Linked DNA regions of Homo sapiens: region 2 is linked to region 1. Evidence: read pairs that join two places in POLR2A ChIA-PET (ENCODE). Cell type or tissue: IMR-90. All regions are shown on one strand. Region 1 overlaps NCOR1 (nuclear receptor corepressor 1). Region 2 overlaps NCOR1 (nuclear receptor corepressor 1).

Region 1 (8,000 bases):
CTCCTGGACACAACATTTCACTGTAATTCAAGATGCTACACAAGCTGCTAACTGTATTTTCCATTCCTCCTCTAAACTCAAGCTCAACAACACCTTTATATCTAGGAGTTTTTGCTAGGGCTGTTCTTTCAGCCTTGAAAGCTCTGTGACCAATATCTTCAGGCCCAACTGCAGTCCACTGTTTGCACCAAATAAAAATGATACCTTCATCATGAAAACATTTTTCCGTGTAAAATTCACGTTTCCACCATCTCAGCTGCTACAGCACTTTCACCTGTTTTTCACTTGGGGCCTGTAATAACGTTGTCTTAGAATTTTTGTTTCCATCAAAACTTTTTGTGCGCAGCATTAAGCACAGTGTACAAGATTACTAAGATGTGTCCAGAGAATGGAAGAGCAGTGCCTTTCACTGACCTGGCCGCAGGTAGAGGTCGGAGGAAGCTGCAGCAATCCGTTCCCGCTCCCGCTCCTTCTCCCGCTCCCGTTCCCGTTCCCTCTCAGCACTTGCAGCAGCTGCAAGGTGTGTTGGGTGTCCTGTAAAACATAAACCTGCAGCTTAAAGATAAAAATATCAACTGACTGAGTATATCAAACAATTCCGAAATTCTAAGTGACTGAAAATTTTTCAAAAAGCTTCAAATTTGGGATATAAGAAGTTTGTTTTGGCTGGGTGCAGTGGCTGACACCTGTAATCCCAGCACTTCGGGAGGCCAAGGCAGGTGGATCACCGGAGGCCAGGAGTTTACGACCAGCCTGGGCAACATAGTGAGACCCTGTCTCTACTAAAAACACACAAAAAATTAGCCAGGTGTGGTGGCGCGCACCTGTAATCCCAGCTACTCCAGAGGCTGAGGCACGAGAATCTCTTGAACCTGGGAGATGGAGGTTGCAGTGAGCTGAGATCACACCACTGCGCTCCAGCCTGGGCAACAGAGCCAGACTCTGTCTCCAAAACAAAAACAAAAAAAAAACAAGAAAAGAGAAAAAGAAGTTTGTTTTATTAAGAGTCCTGGATAAGAACTGAAGCATAACATAAGCTTTTAAGGCATTCCTAAGGTATCTAGTGACAGCTGGCACATAAGAACTACTATTAAATGTTAAAAGAAAAACAAGAAACCAAATGAGGAAAAATTGCCCAAGATACCTTAAAAGGCTATGTTGTAAAAATGTAAACATGATGGTTCTATTAGAGAGGTGTGTAACTGTACAATCTCACCTGGAGACATGGAAGCAGAGTTGTACGGCCTGGGAGGGAAAGTAATCTGTGTACCAGGAATATAAGTGATTCTGTCCATGGGAGGAGTGCTTGTTCCCCCTGGATGAGGCACTAAAATTGTTGGAGGCATATTGGTCAGGTCAATGATTCCTATCCAAAAGACAATACAATTTATGTTAAGTGTTATTCTAAAGGTACAGAACCATACATGACTTTGGATTTTGTCTATCTCTGTGAATCAAGGGTAATTTGTACATAATATAAATAAAAATGTTTACTATCATCATTACTTTTTAAGACATTCTTTAAAGAAGGATATTAAAGACTGTACTTCACATCAGTAACCTCAAAGTATGGGCAGATTAAAGAGAGCAAATTTGTAAGCCATGGATTACAAATACTCAGCACAAGGATTTGGTTTAGTTAATTTCAGTATTCACCAAAACACCTTGTCTCAATGTATGTCTCTGGGCTAAAAAGTCTACGGGAGGAAGGATATAGTATTCTTTTCTTTCTTTCTTTCCATCATTCATTCAACAAGTATTTACTGAGTACCTAAGAAACACTAGGTAAACATAATAAATTCTACGAAATCTGAAATGCAAAGACACACACCTCTCGTTGCTGGGTATGGGAGACCCAGTGGCTGCTCTCTTGGGGAGAGTCCTCTGGCCACATCTGGACGCAAGTTCACTTGCATCTGTTGTGAGGTAATGTAATCATTTAAGATTGTCTGTCTTGTGTTCTCCATTGCGTAAAGCTGATACTGACTTGGGTAACCTGGAGTTGGTGAAAGCTGTCTCTGAAACAGGTAAGCAGCCGCTGCTGATTGAGAGAATGAAAGAAAGGCACTGAGTTTTGTCCTGGCTGAAATACATTTGCTAAACACCACGTACAAAAGAGTAGAGAAAAATCACATGCTGAGCTAGTGCACATGGAACTTTTACTTAGCTACAAGGATTAAGGTGGATTTATTTTAGACCTTGATGTATTAGCAATAGCAATTCTAATGTCTAAGATGTAATGGAAAAGGGGAAGGATAACAGTAGCTAAAAACTTCTCAAGTAGTTTTACTTTCAATCTTTGACATGTAACTTTATCATATTTTTACCTGGCATCTGCAAGAGTTGTGTTTGAAAATAAAATTGTCTTTATAGTACTGATCATCCAGTACAACCAACAGAAATGTATACGAAAATACTTTGTGGCAATCAGTAACTTTACTCTCCAGGGGGTGAAAATGATTATAGACTATAAGCATTTAATTAGTCCATGTGTTTGGAGCAGAGATTGGCAAACTTTTGACATAAAGGGCCAAATGGTAAATATATTTTAGGCTTTGTGGGCCATTTCGCATTTGTCACAGCTACTCAACTCTGTCACTGTAGCACAAAAAGAGCTACGGAAAAAAAGAATAAATGGTGTGGCTGTATCCTAATAAAACTTTATTTACAAACACAAGTGGCAACAGGATTTGGCCAAAAAGCTGTAGTTTTTAGCAACCCCTAGGTGAGAGAATGACACAAGACACAAGATACGAGGAAGGGGTAGGCGTGGTAAAAAGTAGATAATGTCTCTCTCCTCAAAACATTATAATCCAACTCAGGCTCAAAAACAAGCAAAAGAAACCACTACAAAATGAAGACAATGATAAACACTAAATAGAAACCAGAAAAATTCCATTTTGTCTGAGAACTTGAGTGACCTATTTTATATGTATATGTTCTCCCTAGAAAAACAAGTAACATGTTTTCTGGAATATTTGCTTCCCCTTCATCTAGAAGCTAGGTAAGTCTGTCAGCTGACACAATCTGGGAGACAGTGCCCTAAGTAATAGGTATTGGGCTCCTCTGAAACAGTGTTGTCAAATGACAAATAATTTGATGGCATTTACACAGCTTTTAGATAAAATATTTCCCACAGTTACTTTCCTATTATTATGAAATGTAAATAACCCTTAGAATTCTTACTTTTAAAATTTAGCATACTGATAATGAAAAATTCTTCTCTAAGGACCAAAGTGAGGCACAAGTATTCTGTGTCCTAATTTGCACCTGAAGGATACTTATTAAGCAAAGAGTTTATTTAGGCCAGAGAAGAGGTCTCAGCAGAAAACACATGTGTGACTGGGCTCAGCCAATAGCGGCAAGGAAGAGCAAGGACTGCACCCTGGGAGGACAAGGTGCAGCCGGTGGTCCTGCAGATTATAACAGCCCAGCCAAGCCTCTCTGTACCAACCGATGTGACTGCTCCTCTCCCCTCCCTGTGTAAAACACAATGCCCTCTGCCCAGCAGACTGCTCTCTAGAAACCTGCACATCTGCACCTATCAGATTCTGTCTACCAATGTCAGTGGTGTTCTGAAGTTTCTTCCAGCTGTACTTGTTACTAGAATTATGTAACTTAATGACATAATTTGTAAATCAAGGAAGAATGAAGAGTGGTTTCTCTGAAAACTAACAGCTTTGGAAAGAGTTGATACAGAAGTTGAATCAGGTGCGGACTAGACAACTTCAAAGGCTGGAAAAAAAATCTAGAAGGATTCTGTATTTAGATTGCTTGGAAGTGTCTTTACTTGGAAGTTCTAGCTTTACTTAAAAAAAAGAATTTCTTTTATATAAGACAGTGAGACTTAATCACTTGTTTATGAAAAAGCCTTGGCATTAGATCAGAGTTCTGGTAAATGAACGTCTATTTATGCTGTAAGTTAACATGTTTAGGTATGCCTCTGTCATTTTAAAATAATTATTCACATTAATCCACTTTTTCAACTAGTTTCACCAAGTGCCATCAGATAAGAGAGCTTTTCATATACTATTCTTTTTAGTTCTTTACCGGGTGCTGATAAGATTTTATTTCTTGATCTGGGTGCTGGTAACATGGGAGAATTTAGTTTGTGAAAATTCACTGAGCTGTACATTAATGATATTTGCAATTGTACTATATTGTACAACAACAGAAAGCTGAAAAGTCATACTGGTGGCATATTTATTTGCCATAAATTATCACTATATTTTGTGTTTACCAGGATCCAAAGCCCTGTGAAAAGGCATGGCTGGATCCAAGTGCGTGGGCAGGTGGCTCCGATAAACCTCGCCTGCAGTGCTGCCTCTGTGATGGGGATCAAACGGACTGTGGCTCACGACAGGGTCCACCCCAGGCACTGGAGACTTCGCTGGGATACTTTCCCTCTGGGTAGGGGTCAGTGTCGATTTCCTTTCATGATTGGTAGACTTGTTAGAAGAAATTGTAACTGGAAAAAAAGAGCCAATGCCACAAGTTCTTAAGAAACTTGCAAGTATGATAATATTTGTCCATTTCTCAACCATTCAAATAAAGACTATATTCATGTATTTGGATCTTCTCTTTCCACTCAACATTTAACATTCAATATTGCAAAATATGAAAATGTAAACAACATATGAAAATGTAAACAACTAGTAGAAACTGAGATTTGGAGAGTACTGTCACCTTTTGGATCATAGCACCAGTATTTTACCACCTTATGTAACATTAAAAATAAAATTCAATACTCTTCTTTAAATCTCATTATGAATCATTTTGTTTTTTGTATGACTTTAACATTCTAAATTCTTTTGTCCCCACATGTAGTAAACTTCAGTTTTCTCTCATTGCCTGTGTTATGCAACCTCCTTCCTACCCATTAATCACTAGTTTCACTAATTTTTTCCTTGCTCTGTTCTTCCACAATGACTTTCTCATTACTTCACCAATATCTATCACCTCCCTACTCCAGCCTCTCTTCTCTTAAATGATGTTATTCAGGATGGTCAGATTGTCCCACCAATAAATATATATTCAAACACTTATTAGCCATCATCCTCAATTTTTTTTTTTTTTTTTTGAGATAGAGTCTCGCTGTCACCCAGGCTGGAGTGCAGTGGCGTGATCTTGGCTCACTGCAGTCTCTACCTCCTGGGTTCAAGCGATTCTCCTGTCTCAGCCTCCCAAGTAGCTGGGACTACAGGAGCGCGCCACCATGCACGGCTAATTGTTTTTGTATTTTTAGTAGAGACAGGATTTCACCATGTTGGCCAGGATGGGCTCAATCTCCTGACCTCATGATCCGCCCGCCTTGGCCTCCCAAAGTGCTGGGATTATGGGTATGAGCTGCTGCACCCAGCCACCCTCAATTTTTTTTAACTGTGGTGAAATATACATAACATAAAATTTACAATTTTAGCCATTTTAAAGGGTACAATTCACAGTGGCATTAAGTACAAGCATGATGGCTGTGTAACCATCACATCTAATTACTAATATTTTGATACTATAAACTTTACCACAATCAAACAAATCTGCCTGCCCAAAGAAAGAAATCACACTGGTTTATCACATCCCCTTCCAAGTCCCAGCGTGCTCAAATATGGAGTGCCCTTCCCTCTGCAGGGCAATTCGCCATCAAAACTAAAGCTACAAGCATTTGGACTCACCTCCCCATCCCTAACAAGGACTTCCCCTTCTCCTCACTCTGTGCTACGCCCCTCACACCCGCCAAAACACACTTGTACAGCTCACAGTGCCCAGCCCAGGACGTACCATGTGAGCCATCAATAAATTTGTATTATAATAAAAAATGGTAAGTGGATGCATTTTTAAGGGCCTCAGGTTGATAGGGACCACTTGGTAAAAATCACTTCTCAACTGATGTAGCTGCCAGTAGCATGGGGTTATAGTGACAACAATAATAACAACAGTAACACCAACAGGAATAATTCACATTTATCGAGCCCTTCGTAAATACTCGGCACCATTCTAAGTTCTTTACATGTACTACCTTATTTGATCTTCATAACAATCCAGAGAGGTAGGTCTTAATGTTACATTATGATTTTACAGATCAGGAAACTAAGCTACAAAAAAACTAAGTAACTCATCTGAGTTGATGCAGTAAGAATGTTAATTCAAGCTTATGCAGTCTTGTTCCAGAGGCTACTTACAGCTTTCACACCACACTGCCGCTGAAGGAACAATGTCAAAACTGACTTCCAGAAAACCTTATGCAATTGGCTGAAAATCCACTCTAAAAATATACTTACTCTATAGCATTTCTGGACTGCATCATAATCTGCACTTGATTTAAATATCAGGTATTTTACTTAAATTATGCCTACTTTTAAATTAGTAGCCTTCCATACTCCTAGACTCAAGCAAGACCTGTAGATCTTGGGATACTCTAAAGCTGACAATTTGATATTTACTACTTGACAAAGGTTTTTTTTTTTTTTTTTAAATGCAATAAAAAGTATCAGACCAAGCAACAAAAGTAACATACCATCAGAAGTTCTGTTCATCATGGGTGAGCCTCTGGACATGGTGTTTTGATAACTCACAGGGGTCCTCCGTGCACTGGTGTCATCATAAATCCCAGGGCTCAGTTGTGCTTTGGGAGCTTCATGCAGTGTGGACCTAAGAACGGAGGGGCCAGAGCTTACCACTGACGTGTGCCGGGAACGCACGGTCTCGCCTGCTTTCACATCCTCATATTTTCCCCGTTCTACCACTTTTATGTTCTCTGGCACAATTTCCAGCGGAGGCATTCCACGGGATAGTTTGCTAGGCCCCGTGATTAAGGATTTGACATTGTGTTTGATGGCAGATTGACCTGAGTTGTTGTCAAACTTTATTGGTGTGCCCTAAAGGGAAAGAAACAAACATTACAGGTAGCAAAGTCATCTGGCTACTTTTCTATCTCAGGTCTATGTCTGGCCCATGGCAGTTACAGTTCACTGTGGTGATCTTTTTTGGTCTGTTTACAAATCTCAATCACAACCCCACTGATCCCAAGCTGCATACTTTCCCACATTCCACACTCTATGCTATAGACATAAGAAAACCTGATGATAAGAAGTACACAAGGCCAGGCATGGTGGTTCACACCTGTAATCCCAGCGCTTTGGGAGGCTGAGGTGGGCAGATCACCTGAGGTCAGGAGTTCGAAACCAGCCTGACCAACATGGAGAAACCCTGTCTCTCCTAAAAATACAAAATTAGCCAGGCGTGGTGGCAGGTACCTGTAATCTCAGCTACTCGGGAGGCTGGGGCAGGAGAATCGCTTGAACCCAGGAGGCGGACGTTGCAGTGAGCCAAGATCGTGCCATTACACAAAGGCCAAGCACAGTGGCTCACGCCTGTGATCCCAGCACTTTGGGATGCTGAGATGGGCAGATCACTTGAGCTCAGGAGTTCGAGACCAGCCTTGGCAACATGGCAAAGCCCTGTCTCTATAAAAATACAAAAATTCTGGGTGTGGAGGTACATGCCTGTAGTCCTAGCTACTCGGGAGGCTGAGGTGGGAGGATCGCTTGAGCCCAGGAGGTCAAGGCTATATAGTGAGCTGTGATCACACACCGCACTCCAGCCTGGTCCACAGAGGAAAAAAAAAAAAGGTACAGGAAACTTTCATGTTTACTTCCAGGAGGTCTGACATCATAAGAACCACTTATAATTATTAAGTCACACTTTTTTAAATGTTCCATAAATATCAGTTACTGACAAAAAGAGCCAAAACTTAGTTACCTGGGAAATGGAACCCTCAATTATCGGCCGTGTGCTCTGGACCACTTCTGGAGTTTTCCGACTTTCCTGAGTTAAAATATCTTGCCTTGGAATCTCATGAATGGAACGCCCCATTTCTTTGATGGTGGTGATGCCATCATATGGTTTTCCTTTGGTAATGGCACCTTCAAATGCTCGTATGGGAGGACTTTCCCTTTTAATTTGTTTGGGATATTTAAGGCCATCTTCAAAGCTTTCAGTTGTTG
Region 2 (8,000 bases), 68 kb after region 1:
AGTTCTTATTAACCATGCAACCTAAGTATCACTGACCCCACTCTCATGAATGTGGAAACCAAGGCTCACCAAGTGAAAGGACCCACCTAGAGTCACATAGGTACAATTGGGCAGAGCACTCTGGGGCTAGAGTTCTTGCTGATATAATAAACTTCTTAACTTGTCTAAAATAATCTTTCTATCTAGTGACTAGCTAACAGTTTAGTCAGAAAATTCCTCCAATTTCAAAATTGCTATATTTACCTAAGTATATGCTTCTGAATACCTTTAGGGAATAAAAACACACTGGCATAAAGGGGAAAATGGTGTTAGCATAAAAGAAGGGCATGAATTCCTGTGGAAAGTAATCAAGCATTTGGAAATGAAGAATATGGTTTCTAACATGACTTGCTTTACTGCAGGTAACTAGCAAGTACCACAGTAATTCTACCTGCACAGTGACAGACTTACCAGATGGCAGTTTATGTTGGAAAAATGCAGCATTTACTAGGGGAAGAAACTCTTACTGCTAGCAAGAACAATGTACATAGAATCAAACTATTACGTAGGGCATAATCCTAGATCCTAAATAATAACATTCAACAGTGGTTTTTGGCTTCCAATCTCCAATATGTATTCATTACTTCAACAAAAACATATAGAGAACCACACTCACTCTCCATGGAATGGTAACAAGCTGAACTATAAAAATGGGTTGGGGTAGTCTCTATCAGAATTTGGAGAGAAGAGTTAAAATTCCTGCCAAGAATAACCTCTGAACACAATTTTAACAAAAATATAAACATCTGTCTCATTTTCCTATGAGTCTAAGATTAAAACTCATTTTCAGAGTAAACACTACTAAGCTTCCCTATAGCAACAGGTTTTAAAAAATCAAACTTTGCAAACTTAGAATCTATCAATAGCAAACTACACTTTTTTTTTTTTTTTTTTCCTGAGATGGAGTCTTGCTCTGGGATTCTAGGCATGAGCCACCACGTCCAGTCTGGCTTTTCTTGCTTTCCTTCCTTCCTTTCCCTCCTTCCTTCCCTCCCTCCCTTCCTTCTTCTTCTTCTTTTTTCCCTCCCTCCCTTCCTTCCTTTTCTCTTTCTCTCTTCTTTCTTTTTTTTCCAGACGGGGTCTTGCTCTGTCACCCAGGTGGGAGTGCAGTGGCATGATCTAGGCTCGCTGCAACCTCTGCTTCCCAGGTTCAAGCGATTTTTCTACCTCAGCCTCCAGAATAGCTGAGATTATAGGTGTGCACCACCACTCCAGGCTAATTTTTGCATTTTCAATAGAGACAGGGTTTCAGCATGTTGCCCAGGCTGGTCTCGAATTCCTGACCTCAAGTGATCCACCCGCCCTGGACTCCCAAAGTGTTGAGATCACAAGCGTGAGCCATCGCACCCAGCCACACACTATACATTTATCTGCTGAATAAAAATTACTTCCTACAAAAAGGAGGCTGGGAGTAGAGGATAGGGAGAGTAATCAAACTCATATTGACAGGATCAAGCATAAACTTCAGCAGAACTTTAAAGAATCTTTAAGTAAACATGCCATAATGGCTGTGAGATCACCTGAGCTAAACCCTCCTGACTAGAGCTTGGTTACATAGCAGAGAAGTAAAGTGATTTTCAAATTAGTTGGATCTCTGTATCCACCAGGGTAAAATCAAGGGAGTTGATACATAGATTTTGAAAATCTTAACCTTGCAATTCAATTCTGTTTTTAAAAAGAAGTATTCTAACCTTTTTTCTATATAGCAAATTCTATATCTTTAACCCAGATCTTTTTCCTACACTCCAGACTTATATGTCTAACTATCCACTTTACTTGGACCTCATTTGGATCTCTGCTTAGACACCTAATAGGTATTTCATATTCAGCCATGTCCTGATTTTCCCCTCAAAACCTGCTCCTCCTTCAGTCATGCCTGTCACAGCAAATGGCAACTCCACAGGTCAAAACTTGTTTTCCTTGATTATTGTCCTTTCCTCATCCCCACAATCAATCCATCAGCAAAATCTCGTGGTTTTACCTTCAAAAGTACATCCAGAAACTAATCCGTTCTCCCCGCCTCCTCACTGTAGCCTAGTCCAAGTCAATGGGATTATTAAAACAACCTCCTAACTGGTTTCTCTGCTTCTTCTCTTGTCTCCTTACAAACTATTCTCAACAGAGCAACCAGAGTAATCATGTCACAACTGAAATCTGGCAGCCCTCTTTTGCTCAAAACCCCAGTGGCTTCTTCTCTCACCTGGTATCAGCTCAAAAGGCCTTCAGTTTTACACAGAGAGCCCTTAAACTAACACCACCTAATTTCTGAAAAGCTGCCCCTCTATTTTGACACAAATAAATGGAATAAGTATACAAACAATTAAGAAACAATGGTAAATCTGGTGGCATGAGATGATGGTCTAAATTCATTTAACTCACACCTCTCCCAAATTCCCCGTGAAACAACCAGAGAAATGTAAAATTGGAGGAAAAATCTTCAAAGCAATAACTTAAAAGCTAATGAGGGCAGAGCTAGCCTACCAGAAGTGCTGACCAACCCAAAACTGAGCCTACCTGGGGGTAAGCAACCTAAGGCTCAGGTCAAGGTGAGGGTATACATGGCAATTCTCACATCTGCAAATACATTCTGAGACAGGTACTTTGAAACATGCAACAAGAATGTACAGAAGAGAACACCAACATGGCTGGATCTTAACAAGGATCGGTGTGCCACAGAGAGGAGTGAAACTGTGTCCCAGACAACTTTAGGAAAGAAACGACTGTTTCAGAATAACAAACATCCGTGCCCCATAGAACTTCCTGCTAGAGCTCTCTCCTCTATCATCATGGGCAACTGGCTGCTAATCTGGCAAAGGTTAAGGTACACTGTATAAGTATCACCTTATCTCTTACGTTAATGTAGGACTGAACATTTTAAACAGTAACATATATAATTTCTAAAGATAAAGTTATAAATACTATTTGGCAATTAGGAACAAAACTGTTAGAAATTTGCAGCTGAGGCCGGGCGCCGTGGCTCATGCCTGTAATCCCAGCACTTTGGGAGGCCGAGGCGGGCAGATCACGAGGTCAGGAGATCGAGACCATCCTGACTAACACGGTGAAACCCCGTCTCTACTAAATATACAAAAAATGAACCAGATGTGGTGGCGGGTGCCGGTAGTCCCAGCTACTCAGGAGGCTGGGGCAGCAGAATGGCATGAACCCGGGAGGTGGAGCTTGCAGTGAGCCAAGATCGCACCACTGCACTCCAGCCTGGGCGACAGAGCGAGACTCCATCTCAAAAAAAAAAAAAAAAAAAAAAAACTGTAGCTGAAACTTGTTTAAAACATAGATGGTCCCTATGATCTCTAGCTAAAAGGGTATTACAGGACCTTGATTCCACATTCTTTAGGGGAAGCAGGAAGAAAAGCCCTGGCAATATTCTTCTCTCTGGTGGAATAGTGCTTCCTATTTCACTGTCAACACTCAATTTATTCCTTTTCTGTCAGTACATCTTTATGAAGCTTGGCAAGCACCCATCCTTTGTCTTACGGTACTGCACCCATCAGTGTACAAGTATGCCCTTTATCCTCCCTTCTCTGATCCTCATTAGCCCTACCGACCCATTTCACTATTCCACTTTATAAAAAAATTTTAAAAACAAGGTTGCACTTGTACTAATGCCACTTCCTCACCTTCTGTATCTTCTTCAACTCTGTGTAACCGTGTTTCTGCCCCCTCACTAATTCACTGAAAATCCACGTCTAAGGCACCTTGGCTTACTCAACCTCTAACAGCATTTTACACAGTTGACTCATGAAACACTCGCTATACTTTTTTAAACAAGAAATACTGTTTCCAAAGAGCATGTAATCACATCATGTGGGGTGGTGGTGTTCTGTGGGAAATAATGACCCAGAAAACATAAAAAGGTTATAGCTGTGAATACTGAGAGAACTGGGTCAATAACCTATATCTGGTAACCAGGGGCTATCAAACGAAGAAAGGGAGTAAGACCCCACCCCAACAAAAGGGTGGCTGAGTGGGAAAACCAGAAGAGATTTAATAATGCTAATGAATCGTTGCAGTGTCGGAGCTCATGCATGCAAGTCCTTATTGTAATATCTATCCGGGTGTAGACAGCAAAAGCCTCCATATTAACTGTGGTGGTGGCAGTAGCGCAGCAGTCTCTCTGGTAAGCACCTGTGAGCTATGGCAGCTGCTGATCAGTTATTTGGGGAAAATCATTTTGAAATTACTGAATTGCAACTGTGAAAACTAACCTTTTTCAGTTTTATACTTCTGGAAAACTACCTTTAGTAAAAGTGCCTTTTTTATTTTTTGGAGACAGAGGTCTTGCTCTGTCACTCAGGCTGGAGTGCAATGGCACAATCATGGCTCACTGCAGCCTCGACTTTCCAGGCTCAAGCCATCCTCCCACCTCAGCCTCCCATGTATCTAGGACTACAGGCATGCACCATCATGCCCGGCTAATTTTTTCTATTATTTTGTAAAGACAGGATGGGTCTCGCTATGTTGCCTAGGCTGGTCTTGAACTCCTGGGCTCAGGCGATGCTCTGGCCCCAGCCTCCCAAAGTACGGGGATTACAGGTGTGAGCCACTACACCCAGACAGAAAAAGTGCTTTTTAGAAATTAAATTATCTAGGCTGGGCGCGGTGGCTCATGCCTGTAATCCCAGCACCTTGGGAGGCCAAGGCAGGTGGATCATGGAAGTCAGGAGATTGAGACCATCCTGGCCAACATGGTGAAACCCCATCTCTACTAAAAATACAAAAACTTAGCCGGGCGTGGTGGCAGGCGCCTGTAGTCCCAGCTACTCAGGAGGCTGAGGCAGGAGAATCGATTGAACCCAGGAGGCGGAGGTTGCAGTGAGCCAAGATAGCACCACTGCACTCCAGCCTGGGCGACAGAGCGAGACTCTGTTTCAAAAAAAAAAAAAAAAAAAAAAGAAAGAAAGAAATTAAACTATCTGAACTCCACAAATGAAGTTAATATGAAACAAAATCAGGTTCCAGGTTTTTGTAAAGAATCTCTAATCAAGGTACCATGTTGTATTTCTCTCCCTTACTCTACCTGACCCCTCCTCAGATAAACAGACTGGCTAAAGATAGTGTATTAAAAGTATTAATGGCTTCATATTTAATTACATGATTATTGCTGACACTGAAATGCATGACTCAGATGACAGAATGGTATAAAACTTTTCTAATTAATTTTATCATAGTAGAAACTTAAAATATATTTGAAATACAAGATTTAATACATTAAATATATAAATATAACTTCAAAATAATTATAACATCCTCACTAATTTAACAGAAACATCAATGTTTAAACTACACACTAAGGGCAGGACTTCTGTTTTAACACTTTTTGCTTGCCTATTTCCCCCAATCCTGAAATATCTTCCATACAAGTAAGAAAACACACCTGGTTTCTGCCTCTGCGTTTCCCATAATTCCTTCTGACGAGGGCTTTATAATTCTCATTTTTCTTGGTTAAATAGTAATACAAAACACAATCAGGAACACTCTGTAAGAAATAAAACAATTATTTTTGAGGATCCAATGAAATAAAGAAATTTTTTAATTAAATATTACTTCCAAGGAAAATCTCTGGTATTCTGAAAGTAAAATTAAAGAAAAAGAACAACATACATTGCTAGCATTTTAAGGCATATCTAGGCTCTAAAATTATTTACATTATAGGTACTATTTTAATAGACAGTTACAGTTGTTAATCCAAATTATGTGAAAGATGCCAGGAACTATCAGAAACATTCAAATATTTTCTTATTAACAAGTAAATTCCCTTTCTGATTACATACATGCAAATTTTTAAAATGTCTTTAAATATTTTGTTCAAAAACATTAAAATCAACTTTATATTAAATATGGAATGATTCACAAATTTGCTTGTCATCCTTGCGCAGAGGCCATGCTAATCTCTGCATCGTTCCAATTTTAGTATTATGTGCTGCTGAAGCGAGCACGAGACTGATATTTTAATTAGAAATTTAATGAGGCTCCAAAAGCATTGTAATCTATGTGTTTTAGGGAAATAAACATCAGGTCATCTTTCATTAACCATTTAGTTCTGTGTTCTGTGTTACGATTTCTCTAATAATTGTAATTATCATTACATTAATCACATGAGACTCTTCGCAGTCTTTTTAAAATCGGTTCTAGTTAACTACTTATATGTGTCAGAGCACAAGAATTTCAAAGTAACAACCATCACAAACCTACAAACACTCCCAATGCAAACCATGTCTTACCTTCCTCTCCAAGTATGATGCAATTAGTCCAAAGTTTTTTGGATGCTGGATAAACCTGAGTGAAAACGAAAACAAAAACACACTTGCGTACAAATATTTCAACAACTAAAAAAAAAAAAACTTGGGAAAAGAAAGACTATGTATAGGCTGGGCGTGGTGGCTCATGCCTGTAATCCCAGCACTTTGGGAGGCCGAAGAAGGTGGATCACTTGAGGTCAGGAGTTCAAGACCAGCCTGACCAATATGGCAGAACCCCATCTCTACTAAAAATACAAAAATTAGCTGGGGATGGTGGCACATGCCTGCAGTCCCACCTACTCAGGAAGCTGAGGCAGGAGAATCGCTTGAACCCAGGAGGCAGAGGTTGCAGTGAGCCGAGATCACAACACTGGACTCCAGCTTAAGCGACAGAGCGAGACTCCGTCTCAAAAAAAACAGAAGAGAAATACTATGTATAGGGCTTTCTAACTGCCAATCTGAGGAACAATTGTAGAATCACTGGAGACTTTTAAAGGGCACAGATTTCTGGGCACCATACACCAGGAAATGATTAGTCTACGGTAATACATAGAAATCTGTACTTTATAAAAGCTCCCCAAAAGTTCAGCCAGCACCCAAGTTTGGGAACCACTCTTAACATGACTCCATAACCCCAGTTCTTATCTGTTACCTCTTTTCCCACCTATAAACTTACAGGAAGATCAATATTCTCTACTTTTCACAGTATTGATTCAAACACCAAAATGGGACCAAGTTTTTGTGAAAACAGTTCAATTTACAAGTAAATGCCAAATACTTTTTACTAACTTATGTAGATGTCTATTAGAGAATAATTTAAAATATAAATTACTTGTCCTTAAAGATCTCCTTTTCATGGTCAGTCCAAACATTCATAAACTGCCTATCTTTATACACTTTCATAGGGTCCTCCATAAGCCCATTCATGTTAATGAACTTGACTCGTCTTTGTTCTGCATCAAACATCATAGGTGGAATCACAGAGAGCTGCCGCATTTGTTTCTCATTATTCTGGAAAAAAAATACAATTTACTTAGAATAAAACATAAACTAGAAATTTAAGGAGGGCCATGGACCAATGCTCTTAATGTGCACTAAAAAACCATGTATGCAGTTTAATAACAATAGCAGTGTATACCACAGCATCTAACATACAATAATTACTCATATATCTAATAAATATTCACTGTATGAATTACAGAGGCAGAGAATATCCATATCGTTTTTTAAATAATCTACTCCTTTGAGAAGAATTCTTTTCTTAAACTAAGCTGATACTTAACATAATAAAATTTTAGACCTGGAAGATAAAAAGTAATGTCAAGTTCACTGAAGTGGTGACCTTATGGAGCATTTAATTATCATATTAGTCTCATTTTTTAAAGTCTCAACATCATTTTATAGAACAACTTTTACCGTCATATTACAGAACAATAAATAGAAAAATAAGCAAACAGGCATCAAAATTTAAGTCAGCGATTTTAAATTAAACTCACTTTACTATTAAACGCTTCTTGCTAATTTTACATCATCTTTCCATTGAAAATTTAAGGTTGTTATTCTTAGAAATGAAGCTTGTTTCAACTAAAACTTTGTTACACGTGCAGAACTTATTTTTCCCAAAGTTTAACTGAGGAAATTTTTAAGTACAAACTTCTATTTAAAAGCTTTTACCCAAATTACAAGTATTTACCCAAATAT

The links. Peaks named below come from ENCODE experiments on the same cell type or tissue, not always from the same donor. Only the 100,000 strongest peaks of a DNase experiment are listed, where the experiment ranks them.
Region 2: POLR2A ChIA-PET joins it to region 1 with 11 read pairs; 3 of 35 experiments call an interaction of 5 or more read pairs at or near these places.

Annotation. Positions count from the first base shown.
Region 1 is chr17:16,063,654-16,071,653 of GRCh38, forward strand. NCOR1 (nuclear receptor corepressor 1) reads right to left here. Exons shown (of 46, transcript NM_006311.4): 30 at 7,756-8,000; 31 at 6,512-6,872; 32 at 4,241-4,468; 33 at 1,832-2,041; 34 at 1,217-1,366; 35 at 415-534. Among named protein-coding and RNA genes, the nearest start is that of TTC19, 68 kb to the left of the region's middle. In IMR-90, no CTCF peak of the experiment used is centred here; no DNase peak of the experiment used is centred here.
Region 2 is chr17:16,131,877-16,139,876 of GRCh38, forward strand. NCOR1 (nuclear receptor corepressor 1) reads right to left here. Exons shown (of 46, transcript NM_006311.4): 12 at 7,132-7,310; 13 at 6,282-6,336; 14 at 5,435-5,536. It also overlaps the pseudogene RNU6-862P. Among named protein-coding and RNA genes, the nearest start is that of SNORD163, 17 kb to the right of the region's middle. In IMR-90, no CTCF peak of the experiment used is centred here; a DNase peak (open chromatin) is centred at 3,795.